Linked DNA regions of Homo sapiens: region 1 is linked to region 2. A link is an interaction called in ENCODE POLR2A ChIA-PET data of the cell type or tissue named here. Cell type or tissue: Caco-2. All regions are shown on one strand. Each heading gives the region's core, and the rest is flanking DNA. Links, peaks and the distances in the headings are about the cores only. Region 1 overlaps SLC43A3 (solute carrier family 43 member 3). Region 2 has its middle 41 kb from the start of TNKS1BP1.

The links. ChIA-PET counts read pairs that join two places held together with the same protein. Peaks named below come from ENCODE experiments on the same cell type or tissue, not always from the same donor. Only the 100,000 strongest peaks of a DNase experiment are listed, where the experiment ranks them.
Region 1: POLR2A ChIA-PET joins it to region 2 with 7 read pairs; 2 of 35 experiments call an interaction of 5 or more read pairs at or near these places.

What each region holds. Positions count from the first base shown.
Region 1 is chr11:57,415,743-57,418,650 of GRCh38, forward strand. SLC43A3 (solute carrier family 43 member 3) reads right to left here. Exons shown (of 14, transcript NM_199329.3): 8 at 2,006-2,145; 9 at 831-928. Among named protein-coding and RNA genes, the nearest start is that of SLC43A3, 9.9 kb to the right of the region's middle. In Caco-2, for the core only: no CTCF peak of the experiment used is centred there; no DNase peak of the experiment used is centred there.
Region 2 is chr11:57,282,569-57,285,476 of GRCh38, forward strand. No RefSeq gene overlaps it. Among named protein-coding and RNA genes, the nearest start is that of TNKS1BP1, 41 kb to the right of the region's middle. RefSeq lists an enhancer at 1,201-2,085. In Caco-2, for the core only: no CTCF peak of the experiment used is centred there; a DNase peak (open chromatin) is centred at 1,325.

The DNA.
Region 1 (2,908 bases), core at 255-2,754, 130 kb after region 2:
ACCCTATTCTTCTTTCTTTAAAATAAATAAATAAATACATGTTTTGGATCCAATTGTCAGATGGTAAAAATAAAAACAAAAAAATCAATTTTATTCTGTATATTTAAGATATACAATATGAGGTCATAGGATACATATAGCTACTAAGATGGTTACTACAGTTAAGCAAATTAACATATCCATCATCTCACATTTCTACCTGTTTTGTGACAAGAGCAGTTAAAATCTACTTGTTTAGGAAAGTCCCAAACACAATGCAGTTTGATGACCTACAGTCTTCGTGCTGTGCATTAGATCTCTAGGCCTGTTCATCCTGCTCATCTGCTCCTTTTTGTCCTTCGACCTGCATCTCCCATCTCCTCTCCCACCCCGTTCTTATTTCTACTGTAGCTAGCTGCGGTTTGTGATGTGTGTAACCAAAGACGCAGAACAGAGAGGAAGGAAAGGAAGCAGTGATAGAGTTGGGACAATAAGAGAGGGCGGACCCAGGAGACCTGGAGAAATGGGGGCACTGTACCAGACTTAGTGCAATGGCATCACAGAAGAGGGCAGAACCGAGGAGTGGGGGGAAGGGAAGGCAACCCATGGCAGGCGGGCTTCAAGGGGTGGGGAAGTGATAGGATGCGAAATAGAGAAAAGAGGGACAGAAAAGAGACGAAAGCCCTGGACCCTCCATTAAGTGAGAGGGTTGGGAAGATGCCTAAGGCCCTTTTTCTGTCCTGCCTTTCCTGATTCTGGGTCCCTGGGGGAGCTCTGGAGGTGAGGGGCCAGGAAAGGCACAAGGAGAGGCTTGGGTCTGGAGGAGAGATGGGTTAGCCAGCAGGGCTCACCTTCCTTCGCTGAAAGGAACTCCTTTGACTGTAGCTCCCTGTTTTCATGCTCAGCTGTTTCCTTCTCTTCCTTTGTGGTGCCATTCCCAGGGCACAGGCTATGGAAACAAAAGCCCCACCAGCAAGGCCAAGGACTGTGAGCCGAACCTGAGACTCAGACTGGAGGGAATAGCATGGTGAATCCCACATTCCACCGCACTTTGGAATCACCTTTTAGCCACTCTGATGCCCAGGTTGCAGACCAGACCAGTTAAATCAGAATGTCTGGAGGTGAGAGCCAGGCTTCCTTTTCTAAGATCTCTATGTGAATCTAGTGATTCTAATAAGCAGCAAAGTTTAGGAAGCATGAAAAGAGTAGGGCAGGCCCAGGTTCAAATCCCAGCTCTGCCTCTTCCTAGCAACAGAAAGATGGCTCAGACTTAACCCTTCTGAGCCTCATTTTTTGCATTTAGAAAATGGAGATAAGGATATCTCAGAGGATTATTGTGAGGATGAAATCAGAGAGCACATGGGGTCTGACAATTAGTAAGTGAGCAGCAAAGGAATGCCCTTCCTCTACTCCTTGTGGCAAATGACTGCAAAAATGATCACATTTCTTCACCTCCTCTGTATTTCCCCCAATTTGAATGAGACTGCAGCTCTATTTCCCCATGCCCTGAATCTGGGCCAGCCTTGTGAACTGCTTCAGCCAAAAGAATGCAGCAGAAGTGGCTGTGCCAATTCCAAGCTTAAATCTCAAGAACGCTTGTGCATTTCTGCACTCTTTCAGAACCCTGAAATCACGGTGTGAATGAGCCCACGCTGGCTTGCTGGAGGATGACAGCCACGTGACCCAGGCATCCCTGTCACTCCAAACCTATGTGAGTGAGGCCATCCTAGCATAGCCAGCCCCCATGTAATCCTCCAAATGATCAGATGTATGAATGAGCCCTGTCAAAATCATCTACATCTGGCCCTGATCAGCGGAACTAGCCAGCTACCCACAGACTTGTGAAAAATAATAAATGCTTAACATTTTAGGCTGCTGAGTTTTGAGATAGTTTGTTATGCAGCAATAGCTAACAGATGCACTGCTCCAGTCCTCCTCCTCTCCTGTGATAGGTTTGCTTTACCCTGTCCATCCCACCCTAGGGCCAATGAGGGGCTCTGGCCCACAATCACCAGATAGTCCTTACCCATAGCTGTAGTTGGGGGGCAGTGGGTATGGGATGTGCCCCCGGGGCATCAGGAGGAAAGTGCGTGCTACATGCCAGGTACTGCAGACAGAGATGAAGATGAAGGAGGCCCTGAGGCTGATGCCTTTTTCATAAAGAAGCTGCAGAAGGAGAAGGAAAAAGTCAGTGTCACACCCACGTTCATAGCAGCACTATTCACAATAGCCAAAGGATGGAAGCAAACTAAGGGTCCATCAGCAGATGAACAGCTAAACATAATGTGATCTATACACACAATGGAATATTATTCAGCCTTAAAAAAGGAAAGAGGCAACCATGCTGGCTCACACCTACAATCCCAGCACTTTGGGACGCACGAGGATCACCTGAGCCCAGTTCAAGACCAGCCTTGACAACATAGTGAGACCCTCACCCCTTCTCTAGAAAATTTTTATTTAATTAGCTGGGTGTGGTGGCATACACCTGTAGTGCCAGCTACTCAGGAGGCTGAGTGGGAGGATTTCTTGAGCCCAGAAGTTTGAGGCTGCAGTGAGTCATGACTGGGCCACTGCACCCCAGCCTGGACAATGAAACATGACCTTGCCTCCAAATAAAAAAAAAAAAGGAAAGGAAAGAAATTCTGACACATGCTGCAACATGGATGAACTTTAAGAGCACTATGCAGGGCCAAGCTCAGTGGTTCCTGCCTGTAATTCTAGTGCTTTAGAAGACCAAGACAGGAGGATTGCTTGAGTCCAGGAGCTTGAGACCAGCCTGGGAAACAGCAAGACCTCATCTCTACTAAAAATAAATAAATAAATCAGCTGGGCGTGATGGTGCACGCCTGTAATTCCAGCTACTTGGGAGGCTGAGGTGAGAGGATATGATTACATGATTACATGCCTGTAATCCCAGTACTTTGGG
Region 2 (2,908 bases), core at 236-2,735:
GAGGCGACATATATCCTCCTCGGCTTACGAGATGACAGGATTAAGAGACTAAAGTAAAGACAGGCATAGGAAATCACAAGGGTATTGATTGGGGAAGTGATAAGTGTCCATGAAATCTTCACAATTTAGAGACTGCAGTAAAGACAGGCATAAGAAATTATAAAAGTATTAATTTGGGGAACTAATAAATGTCCATGAAATCTTCACAATCCACGTTCTTCTGCCAGTCCCTCCATTTGGGGTCCCTGACTTCCTGCAACAAGATCTGGTTGTTTAAGAGTCTGAGACCTCCCTCTTCTCTCTTACACTCTCACCATGTGACACACCTGCGCCCCCTTTGCCTTCCTCCATGATTGTAAGCTTCCTGAGGCCCTCACCAGGAGCAGAGCCAGTGCCATGCTTCCTGTACAGCCTGCAGAACTGTGAGCCAACTAAACCTCTTGTCTTTATAAATTACCCAGTCTCAAGGAATACTTATTCTTTGATAGCAACGCAAAAACAGACTAATACAAAAAAATTGGTACCAAGGAGTGGGGCATTGCTATAAAGATACCTGAAGATGTGGAAGTAGATTTTGAACTGGGTAACAGTTAGAGGTTAGAAGAGTTTGGAGAGTTCAGAAGAAGACAGGAAGATGAGGGAAAGTTTGAAACTTCTTAGAAACTGGTTAAAGGGTTGTGACCAGAATGCTGATAGAAATATGGACAATGAAGTCCAGGCTGATGAGGTCTCAGATAAAAATGAGCAACTTAATGGAGAATGCAGGTCAACAAAGGTCACCCATGTTACACCTTAGCAAAGAGCTTGGCTGCTTTGTGTTCAGGCCCTAGGGATCTGTGGGAGTTTGAACTTCAGAGTGATGACTTAGGGTATCTGGCAGAAGAAATTTCTAAGCAGCAAAGCATTCAAGATGTGGTATGTCTGCTTCTAATAACCTACAATCAAATACAGAGACAAAGAAATGACTTATGTTTGGAACTTGTATTTAAAAGGGAAGCAGAGCATAAAAATTTGGAAAATTTGCAGCCTGCCCATGTGGTAAAGAAAGAAAAAGCATTTTCAGAGGAGGAATACAAGCAGGCCGCAAAGCAACCACTTGCTAGAGAGATTAGTGTGACTAAAAAAGGATCCAAGTGCTAATAAGCAAGACAATGGGAAAAAGGGCCTTGAAGGCATTTTAGAAATCTTCTAGGTAGCCCCTCCCATCACAGGCCCAGAAACCTAGGAGGAAAGAACAGTTTCAGGAGCCACTCCCAGGGCACCTGCTGCCCTGCACAGCCTCAGGACACTGTTTCCTGATTCAGGCCTACTCTGGCTACGGCCTTGGCTCAAAGGGGCCCAGGTACAGCTCAATCTGCCACTCTAGAGGGCTCATGCTGTAAGCCTTAGTGGCTTCCACATAATGTTAAGCCTGTAGGTGTGCAGAATGCAAGAGTGAAGGAGGCTTGGTAGCTCCACCTATATTTCAGAGAATGCATGGAAAGGCTTAGGAGCCCAGGCAGAAGCCTCCTGCAGGGGTGGACCCCACCACAGAGATGTTCTACTAGGGCAGTGCAAAGGGAAAGTGCGGGGTTGGAGCCTCCACACGAAGTCCCCACTAGAGCACTACCCAGTGGAGCTGTAAGAAAGGGGCCACCACTCTTCAGACCCCACAATGGTACAGCCAACAGCAGCTTGCATCCTGAGCCTGGAAAAGCCTCAGGCACTCAACTCCAGTCCCTGAGAGTGGCCATGGGGGTTGTACCCTGCAAAACCACAAGGGCAGACTTTCCAAAGGCCTTAGAGTCCCACCCTTCCATAAGTGTGCTCTGGATGTGGGACATGGTATCAAAGGAGACTATTTTGGAGCTTTAAGATTTAATAACTGATCTGCTGGGTTTCAGATTTGTATGGGGCCTACTGCCCCTTTCTTCTGGCTGATTTTTCCCTTTTGGAATGAGAATATTTACCCAATGCTGGTACCACCATTGTATCTTGAAAGTAAATAACTTCTTTTGATTTTACAGGCTGATAGGTAGAAGGAGTGAGTCTCAGATAAAACTTAAAACTTTGGACTTGATGCTGGAACGAGTTAACACTTTGGAAGACTGTTGCGAAGGAATGATTGTATCTTGCAATGTGAGAAGAACATGAGATTTAGAGGGCCAGGGGCGGAATGATATGGTTTGGATGTTTGTCCCTTCCAAATCTCATGTTGAAATGTGACCTCCAATGTTGGAGATGGTGCCTGGTGGGAGGCAATTTGATTATGGGGGCGAATTCCTCATGAATGACTCAGCATTATCCCCTTGGTAATGAGTGAGTTCTCTCTCCACCAGTTCATGCGAGATCTGATTTTTTTTTTTTTTTTTTTTGAGACAGAGTCTTGCTCTGTCACCCAGACTGGAGTGCAATGGTGCAATCTCAGCTCACTGCAACCTCCGCCTACCAGATTCAAGCAATTCTCTGCCTCAGCCTCCCGAGTAGCTGGGATTACAGGTGCCCACCATCACACCCAGCTAATTTTTGTATTTTTAGTACAGACAGGATTTCACCATCTTGGCCAGGCTGGTCTTGAACTCCTGACCTCATGATCCACGCACCTCGGCCTCCCAAAGTGCTGGGATTACAGGGGTGAGCCACCATGCCCTGCCAGATCTGATTGTTTATTGTTTAAAAGAGTCTACGACTTCCCTCTTCTCTCGTTCTTGCTCTTGCTTTTGCTCTGTGATGCACCTGCTCCCCCTTTGCTTTCCTCCATGATTGTAAGCTTCCTGAGGCCCTCACCAGGAGCAGATGCCAGTGCCATACTTCCTCTGCAGCCTACAGAACCATGAGCCAATTAAACCTCTTTTCTTCATAAATTACCTAGCTTCAGGTATTTCTTTTTAGTGATGAAGGAACAGACTATATGGAAGGGAAGGATAAT